2 separate regions of the Homo sapiens genome follow, and region 2 is linked to region 1. The links are chromatin contacts, found by Hi-C or POLR2A ChIA-PET in ENCODE. All regions are on one chromosome and are shown on one strand. The core of a region is the stretch at or near the end of the contact, and the rest is flanking DNA. Distances in the headings are between cores, read along the strand shown. Region 1 holds the start of WASL-DT (WASL divergent transcript). Region 2 holds the start of ZNF800 (zinc finger protein 800).

What was found. Hi-C counts contacts between places; a loop is a spot of excess contacts on that map. ChIA-PET counts read pairs that join two places held with the same protein, here RNA polymerase II (POLR2A). Pooled maps may share reads with other maps.
Region 2: a pooled map shows a loop between it and region 1 (11-fold over the local background). The contact joins the promoter of ZNF800 here to the promoter of WASL-DT in region 1. A Hi-C loop is called at or near these places in 8 of 37 single-sample maps with no recorded cell type and 15 of 50 pooled maps. POLR2A ChIA-PET finds 5 or more read pairs at or near these places in 2 of 52 experiments (CD4-positive, alpha-beta T cell and activated naive CD4-positive, alpha-beta T cell).

The regions. Positions count from the first base shown.
Region 1 is chr7:123,746,560-123,752,540 of GRCh38, forward strand. It overlaps WASL-DT (WASL divergent transcript), which reads left to right and starts at 2,636. Exons shown (of 1, transcript NR_170281.1): 1 at 2,636-4,422. WASL (WASP like actin nucleation promoting factor) reads right to left here and starts at 2,444. Exons shown (of 11, transcript NM_003941.4): 1 at 2,059-2,444. The coding sequence starts at 2,175. RefSeq lists enhancers at 1,365-1,414, 2,174-2,828 and silencers at 1,857-1,946, 2,407-2,726.
Region 2 is chr7:127,390,112-127,396,092 of GRCh38, forward strand. It overlaps ZNF800 (zinc finger protein 800), which reads right to left and starts at 2,597. Exons shown (of 6, transcript NM_176814.5): 1 at 1,949-2,597; 2 at 1,386-1,504. The coding sequence starts at 1,446. RefSeq lists silencers at 1,757-2,156, 2,557-2,956 and enhancers at 2,052-2,552, 2,397-2,526, 3,267-3,396.

The DNA of each region.
Region 1 (5,981 bases), core at 1,386-3,885:
TCAAATATTGAAATTAGTATTTGCAACGACTTCATCCCACAAAAGCAGACAACTGAAAGTGTGGTTTTTAAATGACAAATTCAAAAGGTACAGTTGATTAATAAAAGATGGCATAAAGAAATTAAGCACTGAATACTGAGAGCCTATTCAGCAATCCACTTACACTAACCAATGTGCAACATCATTTTTCTCTATCACAGTATTTTTCCCCATCTGCCATTTTTCGAAACCAGTAAAACTACAGGTAAGCACAGAACAATTAGTATACTTGTGTATAAATGTAATGTCCTTTCTGCCTAAAGTTAATGTGTCTGGTATGTAGAACACAGCACAACTACTTCCTTTTTGATACAGGTTACATAGCTAATCTACTAAACCAGCAACTGAATTTTTTTCATTGGAGGTAACTAACATTCAAAGTGCTGAAGATTTTCCTAAACTGAGCATATGCAAACATTAGTGGTGCTTTAAGAATCTTGTATTTTAATTAGTTTTTGGTGAAAAAGGCAAAGTGGTTATTTCTTTAACACCACTTTTAGAAATAAATCAGTAACAGGAAAAAAAAATACCCTTCTAAAACAACATGATGTAGTGCAAAGTACAATGGGATAGGACTAGGTGTGAGGAGTCCTGGTTTTCTAGTTCTGGTTACATTATTAAATTGCTGTATGACTTGGGCTCACTGGATCAGTTTTCTCATTTGTTGAAAAAAGTGTGTGTGAATGGGGAGGGGCTTAAAGTTGTTACCCAAAATTCTCGTTTTGAGCCACTCCTCTTGTTTCATCCTTCTAATCAGGAAACTCAATGTTCTCTAAGGTCTAAATTCCGAAATATGAAACACATCTGAAATTGAATGGAACGATTCAATCTCCAACCGGATGGCACAAGATACAAAGGGTGGACTCCTATGAAGTTAACAATGAATCCAATAACTTTCCAGAAATTGTCTAATCCTAACTTCTTAAAGAAGCAGGTGAAATCTGGTTTGGCATACCTAATATTACTTAAAGGAGTTATAAAATGGTATTGCTTTGTTGAAATTTCCGTGTTTTCTGGGTTCCAGTGGCACATACTCTGCAGGTGCTAGCAAAGTGGAGAGAAAGGGATCCAGCCAGTATTTCAACAAACCACACTTCAACCCAGTCACCGCAGTATGATCCCGACAAGGCCTACACCACAGAGCAGAACCTCCCCACCCCCAGAATTGCCAGCAGCCAATGTAATGAATGCTTCCGTCAACAACACACATTCCCCTTCCCACAGCAGAACTGCTCGCTCCCAACCGGCCATCTGGGGTTGGAATTGGCCGCACAGCACCAAACTAAGAATCATTCTCGGCCCCAAAAGCCAAGAGCTACCAGAGATTGAGGTTTCCCTGCGCATGGCTGCGGGGAGAGCAGCACCCCCTCCCACCAATGGGGGGAAAAAAAAAATCAGTGGGAAGGAGAGTAGAAACCAGGCCTAGGCAAGGTTGCTAGAGAAATAAATCTTGTTTCTCTTTAACGAAGAGCAATAACATTTCTTGCACCCTCTCTAATCCGAAGAGAGCCCAGGCTCTTGCACTCGACTTCATTCCCTCCTGGAATCCTAATGGGAGATTAAAAACCACCTTCCTTCCCCGACCTATCCACTCCTCAAACCTGGCATTGTTAAGGAACGTACCCCCAGATCAAGCAGTAAGAGGTGAAGCGAGAGCTAGAACAAGGGCCCAGATTCTAGGACCAAGCGGCTCTTGCAAGAAAATCCCCTTGTGGCCTGAGAATAAAGTTTTAACCAGCAGCAAGGGCGCGGGCCGAGGCCCGGCCAGGCTGGAGGACAGGCCTGCGGAGGTGACACTCCCTTATTCTCCAGCAGCTCGGGAAGGCGGCGCCCGACCGCCACGGCCCGCACCCTGGGAGCAGGGCGAGGGCGCCGACGAGGGGCCGGGGCCGGGGCCGGGGCTGGCGGGAGGCCTGGCCCGCGCCGCTCCCGCCTCCTTCCCCACTCCCACTTCCCGGCCCCCAAGCCCGGGCCCGTGAGGTAATGTCACGGGTGGCGACGCGGGTCTCGTCCACTGACCACACATTTCTTGCCGAGGAAAGTGAAGAGGGACTCGTTCTCCTGCGGGGTGAGCAACAGGGACCCCACGTTGGTGACCCTCCGCGGCGGCGGCGGCTGCTGCTGGACGGAGCTCATGGTTTCGCCGGCGGGGTTGGGAGTCCAGGGCCGTCTCCTCCGGCGAGTGGGCGAGAGCTCGTTCCCCCTCTCGGTGACAGGGGCGGGGAGAAGTGGAGTCAGAGGCGCCACATCTCGCAGCTCCTCCGGAGCGGGGAGGAGGACGAGGTCGAGGGAAGCAGGCGCTGACGGCGAGCCACCTTCGCGCCGCGCTGAGAAAGGGAAGCTCCCGGCACCCGCCCGGCCAGGCTAGGGCCGGATGGTCGTTGTCCTCGCACTCCGGCGACTGCGCTAAACTCCCAACTCCTCCCCCAACCCTCCCGCAGCGGCGGCGGCGGCCGCACAATCCAACATGGCAGCGGGGGCGGGCGAGACCACAGGACGGAGGGCGCGGGGGAGCGCGCCGGAAACGCGCGGCTGCGGCCCGGGAGAAACCCCCCCACTCGGCGGCGGGCCTCGCGGCGCGGGCCCGAAGCCACGCCCCCTTCCGGCCGAGGCGCGGACCGCGCGGAGCTAAGTGGAATCCCGGTTGGCTTGGGGCGCAGGCTTCCAACTTCGTACTCTGGCCTCTGGCGTCTCGGCTCGTCGGTTGGGTACCCGAACCCAGCTACTGCTGCTTGAAGAGAAGATGGATGGGGACTCCTCGCCGTCGCTGCGCCGCCGGCCTTCCCTGGGCGGACGTACACCTTTGCGAAGCGTCAGTGAGGACCCAGGGCCCCTCCTTGGAATAGCTCTTATTTCTCAAGCGCTGCAGCGTGAAGCTCGCTCTGCGGGTCCGAGAGGCCTGCGATCTGAAGACTGAAAACTGGGAAGAGACGCTCTACCCTGTGCTCCTCGCCGGCTTCGATAGGAGCCGCAGGTGCCTGGGATTTTCTCAAACTTTGTCCCAAACTTCAGCTGTGGGAGTGGAGGAACAAACAGGCCTCTCCCAGAATTGTGAAAGAGATCGCCCTGGTGGATGAAACAAAAACAAATGCACTTGACTTCCACCGCCTGCCTGGCGTGTCACGCGGGTTTAATGTATGTGTCACATTTAAATTCAAAGTATTTTCTTCTAAGGGCCTGGACACATTTCTTTTCTCCCTGTATCGTGAATTGGAAAATACCTTAGGATATTAAAAGTTATCTAAGATAACCCCCTTTCTTCTGTAAGTTAAATACTAAACGGCTTAAGACGAAATTTTGGAATATAGAGATGATGATGCAGACTGCAGTGAATTATCAAATATGCATCTCACTGTTCTCCACATTAAACATATTTTTGTTGCGTAAATTCATGTTAAGACGTCTATAACAATTACACTTTGGTAAAATTGTTGGATGTTAACATCTCTGATAGCTCCCAATAGAAATCTCTGATGTACTAACCAGACTGGTAAACCATTATCATGCACTTTGAAAATATAATAAAATATTATAATTAAAGCTGCCATTAATGAAATAGGCTGAGCAACAATAAATTTACAAAGGAAAATAAAAGTGGATAGCCTTGGGAGTTCTCACATAAAATATGGAGATTTCAAAGTTAAACTTGATTAATTATGTTAGGGTAAAAAGTGAATTAAAGCAACAGGACTATTTATAAAATAATTAGATTTAGAAAGCAGTCGTAGAAATATAAGCCTGGAGTTGCCTCTGAATTACATATTTAACAAACCTAGAAGCTAAATCAGTTTGTCTTTTATCAAAACTGCAACTCCTCTAAGTTGAAAGCACAGTGACAAGAGAAAGCATTACAAATTCTTGAGAAATAATAGAAATTAAAGCTCTTTTCAAACCTGTGAACAAGTATAGTACCAGAAGTATAAGATTCAGATAGGCCCAAGTTGTAGTTCTTGTTATGAGTCTTACAACCCTATGGACTTTGGACAAATTACTTCTCTGCGTCTGTTTCCTCATCTGTAAAATGAAAATAATTTCTGTTTCATACAGGTATAGTCTAAATAGGGATAATTACACCTACTTCAAAGTTGTAAAATACACAATTACAACTAGATAGGAGGTATAAGTTCTAGTGTTCTGTAGCACTGTAGGATGACTATAGTTAACAATATTGTATAGTTTCAAATAGCTAGAAGAAGGATATTGCATGTTCCCAAAACAAAGACATAAGTTTTTGAGATGATAGATATGCTAATTACCCTAATCACTATATGTTATATGTATTGCAACATCACTATGTACCCCCATAAATATGTACAGTTATTGTGTATTAAAATTTTTTTAAACTAAAATTATAAGACATTAAAAAAAGGTATCACATGTAAAGTACCTGATACATAGTGGTTACTCAAGTATTAGTTGTCGGCCATTGACAGTCCTTGCCTATGGTCTTTTCTGCTTTCCCTGAGCTAAGGGATCAAGACTTAATATATGTATTCTTACCTTTGTTCTAATTCTGACTCTTCAAAAACTGTCCTTCAAATATACAATTGTACATATTTTTTCAAAAATATAGTGAAGAACTTGATAGCAGAATTTCTGATTAGGCCATATATTATATCAAATAGGCTACATATATCCCAGTATGCCAAAATAAAACTTTTTAAAACTGTAAATCCAGAGATAGAATCCTATTAGCTTCTAATTTAATAAAAACTGAAAGATTAGCAAATTTTATGTTAGAAATACCAGCTTTTAGAACTTGTAGACCACCAAACTATTTTGAAGACAGGAAAGAGTAGTGGGAGAGGGCTGTGAAAAAAAAAAAAAAGGCCATGAGATGATAGGTGAATGGACAGTAGCTGCGTTCAAGAATTTATCTCATTCTGAGAATTATTGAGTTCCAATCATTTCACAACCTCTTACTAGCCTAGACTATCTATTGTTTTGATTTTCTTTTCTTTCAGGAAATTTTATGACTTATCTAAATGCAATTTTCTTTTTACTATTTGCCCTTTTTCTGTTTTCTTTAGACTTGGAGATGGAAAATGATGACCACAGTAGACTTTTTTCCTCAGGTCCAACCTTTCTTTAATTTTTCTCCAAATTTTTAGTATAGTCCTTTGTCCACAAAATTGCAATTTAAGTTCTTGTCTTCTACCCTCCATTGTTATTTTTGTTTTTCTCTGGGCTTTTTCCAACTCTTGATGTGGAAAATGTAAGCATGAACATTTCACTGGAAATATGACTTCCTTACTCATTTAAGCCTGTGAACAAGCAATATTTGGGGATTCCCTCCTTACCATACATAAAGGATTCTATTTTTCCATACTCATCCTGAGACCAAGCAGTACTGGCTGTTTTTGTTTCAAAAGTTTTAGCAAGTCCTTTCTTTCATTCTTGATAGCATATCCTCTGTTTGGCAGAACACAAGACATCTTTTCTCTCTGTTTTCTTTGGCAAGTTATTTCCTTATCTCAAATTTTTTTACCCAGTTTGAGAGATTGGATTTTATCCAGGACATAAGCATTCTGTTTCCCTTCAACAGAGTATCTTGAAGTTTGTAAGCGCTGTTAAGAAGACTAGGGGTTTTATCTTAATATACATATAAAATGCATATGCTAGAAATACCAGCTTTCAGAGCTTGTAGACCACCAACCTATTTTGAAGACAGGAAAGAGTAGTGGGAGAGGGCTGTGAAAAAAAGCTTTATTACGGTGTATATGAATATAACAAAAAAAAGGCAATTCTTACATTTAATTTCTTCCATTTGACTCTCCTTACCTCAACTAGCATCTATTCTAGTACTTCATTTTCTTCTTTCTTTGGTATGATCTTTTAAGGTAAAGCCCTCATTTTAACAGAAAACATTAGGGTAGCTTATTATGGAAATGAGAGCATATTTTCAGATACATTCCTGCTGTTATCCTTATGGGTACTTTGCA
Region 2 (5,981 bases), core at 1,347-3,846, 3.6 Mb after region 1:
TTTCTTCCTAAATAAGATGGTTTCATTAACTAATTCAACTTCAATGATTAAAAGTGTTCTCAGAAAAAAAAAACTAGACTAAAAGGTCAGTGGAACATGAGTTTAAATGGCACTCACATCTGTATAGTTCAAAACTAGCAAACTCCATTCAACATCAGTAAAACATAAGTGATATATCTGCAGTTCAAATACACAAAATATGCAGTGTGAAAGGATCCTGAAAGTTAAACAGGTCAAGAGCAGTTCAATAGAAACTGGATCCCATCCAAGGATTGCCTGTTTTATTAGTACAGGTAAGTTATTACTGATCTCAGCAAAGTACAGTAGAGATAGGGTTGTAGTACGAATTTTATCCTCATCTGTAGCAAAGTTTTCTTAAAATGGAAGCTCTTCCCTTCTACTGATAACATTTTTTTCCATTAATCAGAAAATTACCTAAAATGAACTCTACTGTGATAAAATCCAAGTACATAAGTGCAGTTAAAATACTCCAACAAAAAGCAAGCAAATGTATTAAAAATCTAATAACTTTTAGGTCAAAAATAATGATAAACATCCGCCTTTAAACTAGAATAGCCTAGCCTTTATTTGATTTAGTGATGGTATGCATTCAATGATTCCCTTTTAAGTTATACCTTTTAATGATTGTCACAAAGCATATCAAAGTTCTAAGTAGAACTGTCAACAGTATATCAAGTTTATCAAATTAAAGTTTGCTAGTATTCTTCATGAGACTCCGAAAAACTTTTTCATATGATAAATTCAACTAAAGCAAGTTTCATTCCATAAAATACCCTGGAAATAATTATGTATTCTACCTAAATAAAAAAAGAGATTTCTCTTTTATTTCGCAATATAATATGTTCTGCCCAAGATATTTTTTTAAAGGTTGCGCTTAGCAAAACCTGATTCTCCCAATGAGTTCAACAAACTTTTAAAACCCAAACTAAACTCACTTTTAGACTTTCAGAACTACTTGCTGATTAAAATGCCTAAGAAACTTTTAATTTTTAAAGTTTCAGTGAAACAATTTCACGACAACAAATCTAGTATTCTATGTTTTCCTTTCTCTTCAATTTTAAACATTTACAGACCATAGGAGTATATTAACTGCAGGATGCCTTGAAAAAGAAAGAAAAAAGACTGAGCGACTGATCTTGTGGAAATGATTTAAGGTGACACTTGCAGTACTTTTTTTTAAGGGATCAAGCAGGGGAGACCTCTTGTTTGTACAAGCTTTTAGCTTCATAACTGGCTTATGCTAGGGAATATCATAGCCTGCTTAAGAATGACTACTGGGGCAGGAGGAAAAAAAGCTAGAAAAAAAGAGAAGGCAGAGTGGCTCTGATGGAGGGCAAAGCAACTGCGGACGAAGAGGGGTCTACCTGGTTCACAGCATCCGTGATGATGGTGGTCAGTCTGACAGTATTTGTCCCTTAAAGGCATTTTCAGTGGACTCGACCTACTTTGCTTTCACTGTAAGAAGCTCTTCATTGCGGCGTGGCTGTTGAAAGAAGCACAAACCCGTCACTCGCCCTGAACTTCCTGGGGGGCACTGGCTGCATTTTCCAGATACGTTCCCATCATCAGCTCTCCGCTTTCCCTCCACGGACCCGCACCTCCCTCTCGAAAAGAAAACAGAAAGACGCACAAACCCTCCTGCAGCCCAAACTCCCCACACAGGTTCATCGCCCTACCCGGAAACGCAGCCTCGGGTGCGCAGCGCAGGGCGAAGGCCTGGCCGGCAGCGCGGGCGGCTGCGGCCTCGCCGTCCCGGGCGGGCGCGCGGAAACGGAGCGCAGAGCGCGGCGGGCACCGCCGGGCTCCGGGACTACGGAGGTGCCGCTCCCGCCGGCTGCTGGCCCACGCCGCGCCCTCCCGCTACGCACGTGCGTTGGGGTCTCCCTGGCGGAGACCCCGTCCCCACAACCAAGTGCGCCCAACTTACTCAACTCTTAGGGCGGGCCGGCGGGCGGGCGGAAGGAAGGAAGGCAGGCCGGGCGGCCGCGGGGACAGCCTGGCGTGGGAGGCGGCTGCGGGCCCCACCTGGCGCAGCCTCCGCTGACCACGCGGGGGAACCCGGACTCGGGCCCGACGCGCTCCCAAAGAGTCCCCGCCGGCGCTGACGCGGAAGCGCCACAGCTCACCACGTCCCTCCGCGGGCCGAGACGACTGCGGCGGCGGCTCACGGCGTCCTCCGCGCTGTGTGGCTAGGCGGGAGGCGCGCGGGCGGAGGCAGTTGACAGGAGGAACCGCCCGGCAGCAGCTGCCGCCGCCACCACCGAAGGAGCCGGAACCGGAGCGGGCAGGACCTGAGGCTTCCCTCGCCGGGGCAACGGCTGCCGCCGCAACCCGGGTCCCACCAGCGCCGCTCCACCTGCAACGGTCCCTCAGGCTTTAGGAGAGGGGCGGAGAAAAATGGGGGTCTCCCCCAACCTTGGGCCTTTTCGGTGGTAGTTGTTGTTTCAGGAAACTTTATTAAGTCAGCCTCTCTTTTACTCTGTCGCCCCCTCCTCCGGAGAGCCCGAGCTACCGCCGCGGAGCGCGTAGGAAGGGGGAAGCAGAGACTCTCCGGCAGCGACAGGGAGCGACTGACTGACCCCGGACGGAGATGGGGCGAGGGCAGGAAGTGACAAGCTCACCGAGTGGGTGGGGGGAGTGTGGCCGGCACGCCCGGGAGCGCCGCGCGCATGCGCCCGGCCGGCGCCCCCGCCTGTGGGTAGGCGACGCGCTGTGCCCGCCGCGGCCGGTGGGGAGGGGACCGGGGCCGCCGGCGCGAGGGCCGTGTCCGAGGGGAGGGAACCGGGGCGGGGGACACCAGGGCCGCGGCCGGAGTCTCGGGCCGACCGAGAGCCGAAGCCCAAAGTGAGGTGTGAGGCCCGCGATGCGGCGTGCGCGCCCACGGAGACGGGCTGCTCGGCCACCAAACTGTTGCTCTCGCTGTTCTCTGTTCAGTGGAACTGAAACTCGGGGAGGGTTGGGAGAGGACTTAGGAAGCGGTGGGCAGATGTATGAGCCATAAGTAGTGATGATCCCCAAAAGGCTGTCAGTGCATTGCTAAATGGCAAAAGTTGAACATTTTTTTCCTGCCAACAATTTTCGAAGCATGCCTCCCGGAACTTGGGGATTCTTTTATCAGGCCCAAGGGAGGGAAAGCATCTATTGGTAGCAGATGGGTATTTATCCTGGCAGCTCCGCTTCTCAAACTTGAAAGTGGAGTTGGGTCACGTGGGCTCACGCACTTTCCCTCCTCTTCTGCGCCCCGATCCTGCTTGGAAAATCCTCGAAGATCCCAGTCATCTGTCAAATTCTGCCAACCAAGGGCCGCTTCTTGGGGGCGAGAGAGCCGCCTCCGTTGTTTCCTCCCAGCTCCTGGAACGTAATTCTTGCTCTTGGTGACATCAAGCAAATATGTGTCCACCGCCCGTCAGGAAATTTTAAGAGAATAAAGCCCATTCGCCTTGTCTCCGATCCTCCCCAAGATCCACTGAAAACCTTTCCAGTTGGTCCAACTTAAGCTGCCATTGTGCGGGGTCCTGAAAAAACTGAAGTTCAGTAGATAGACTTTGTTTAGAAGAGAAAAAGTTCAGTTTTCAAAATCCAAAGGAAAGTTTGTAAATTGATACATTTGTTACTTTAAAAATGTTGGGCCAGGCGCAGTGGCTGGTGTTTGTAATCCCAGCACTTCGGGAGGTCAAAGCGGGAGGATCGCTTAAGCCCAGGAGTTAGAGACCAGCCTGGCAACATGGCAAAACGCCCTCTCAACCAAATAAAAAAAAATTAGCCGGGCAGGATGGCGCGTGCCTGTGGTCCCAGCTACGGGAGAGGCGGGGGCGGGGGGCGGGATGGCTTGGGTCCAGGAGGTGAAGCGTTTGCATTAGGTCTCCGGGGATTGCAGCAGCTTGATTCTAGGGGATGACAAGAAAGGGATAGAAACGTGATCTTTAACTAGTCACATAAGTGGTATGATCATATATATCTGTCCCATAGTTAAGAGGCATCACCCAACGTGAAACTAAAATATGAAATGCCACAGTTTATAAATTAATGTAAAATAAGTTATGATACTTCTGTGATAGTGTTTGTTATGCAGCCAATAAAAATCACATTTTATATAAAATTTAGTTGTATGGAATATGCTTAAGCAACAAAAAAGAAGTATTTTGAAATGTGATATTTTAACAGTGGGCTGTAACAGTGCAATTATGAATGATTTTTATTTTATTCTTTTGTATACTTTGCAAAATTTGTAAATTAAGTATATAAAACTTTAATAAGCAGAAAAATTTTGAAACGCAGTAAGAAGGCTGTAATAATATGAAAATGGTATACACTAATAAAGCTCAATGTCACTCCAAAAAATGCAGTGAAAAAAGACTGAAAGAAACATGCAAATATCTACACTGGAGACCTCTGCGTGGTAAAATGTGAGGTAAAATATTTTCTGCATTTTCAGAGGATCTTTTCCTACTTTTATGTAATAAACATATTTATCATAGGCTTAAAAATGAATATGCAAGTCTAAATTGTTCTAACCCTGAAAAAGCTTTGCTTCAGATATATCAGTTGTTTGCTGACCAGGTGTGAGTAAAAAAAAAAAAAAAAAAAAAAAAAAAAAAACACACAAAAGTATGTTTTGTGAGCAAATGTAGTGTTATTTATATTCGAATGCAAAGTGGTCAGTACCAGAGGGTCCTCAAAATTGCTTGCTAACAGAGTAAGTTTAGACAATCTTTGAAAAATTAGAATTAGAGTCAAGATGAAATGTGCATGTCGGTAAAACAAATATTAAACATATCTGTATAAAAACGAAATAATCCAATTGAACCTGGGAGGCGGAGGTTGCAGTGAGCCGAGATCACGCCACTGCACTCTAGCCTGGCAACAGAGTAAGACTCTGTCTCAAAAAAAAAAGAAAGAAAGAAAGAAAAAAGAAAAGAAAGAATCATAAAAATTGAGACCCAGAGAGATTAAGTAATGTGCTAGTCAGTAGGAACTTGGGGTCAGGACCTAGATTACTCCCTACTATAATTAACAGTACTACTATTTGACATGTATTGAGGAGTTAATATTTTTTAAGCTCCATATTAGCTCATTTAATCCTATCAACAATTTAATGAGGTTTTGCTGTCCTTCCATTCTGCAGGTGGGAAAACTGAGGTAAAGAGAGTTTAGATGACTTAACAAGTGATATGGTTTGGCTGTGTCCCCACCCACATCTCATCTTGAATTGTTGTCCCTGTAATCCCCACGTGTTGTGGGAGGGACCCAGTGGGAGGTAATTGAATCATGGGGGTGGTTTCCCTCATGCTGTTCTCCTGATAGTGAATTCTCATGAGATCTGATGGTTTTATAAGCATCTGGCATTTCCCCTGCTGGCACTCATTCTCTCTCCTGCTGCCCTGTGAAGAGGTGATTTCTGCCATGATTGTAAGTTTCTTGAGGCCTCCCCAGCCACGCAGAACTATGAGTCAATTAAACCTCTTTTCTTTATAAACCACCCAGTCTCAGGTATTTCCTTATAGCAATGTGAGAATGGACTAATACACCAAGCTGATAGGTAGCTGAGCCATCATTTGACCCCAAGCAGTTTGGCTCTGGAACTCATGAACTTAGCCATCACACTGTACTGTCTACACTATGCTACCTTCACTATGCCATAGCTGTTTTGGTTCACATTGTATGTGAAAGACGAGCCAGTAGATCCTGCCAGTTGTGAAAGGTATTGCATATTAAAATGCTATGTGCAAGTTCATGAACTGGAAATGAGTTGCCAAATTACAAGAATTTAATTGAAATTTCACAGGGCTCTAGAACTTAAAGGAACCTTAGACATCATCTGAGTTATCACCCTACCTCTAAAAACAATGCACACAAACTATCCCAAAAAAATTATCTGCCTTCCCTTTCGTTGTTCACTGCAGCAACCTAGGTGACACATTACTTTTTTATCCTTAAAAGTCTAGAAGTACATCATAATG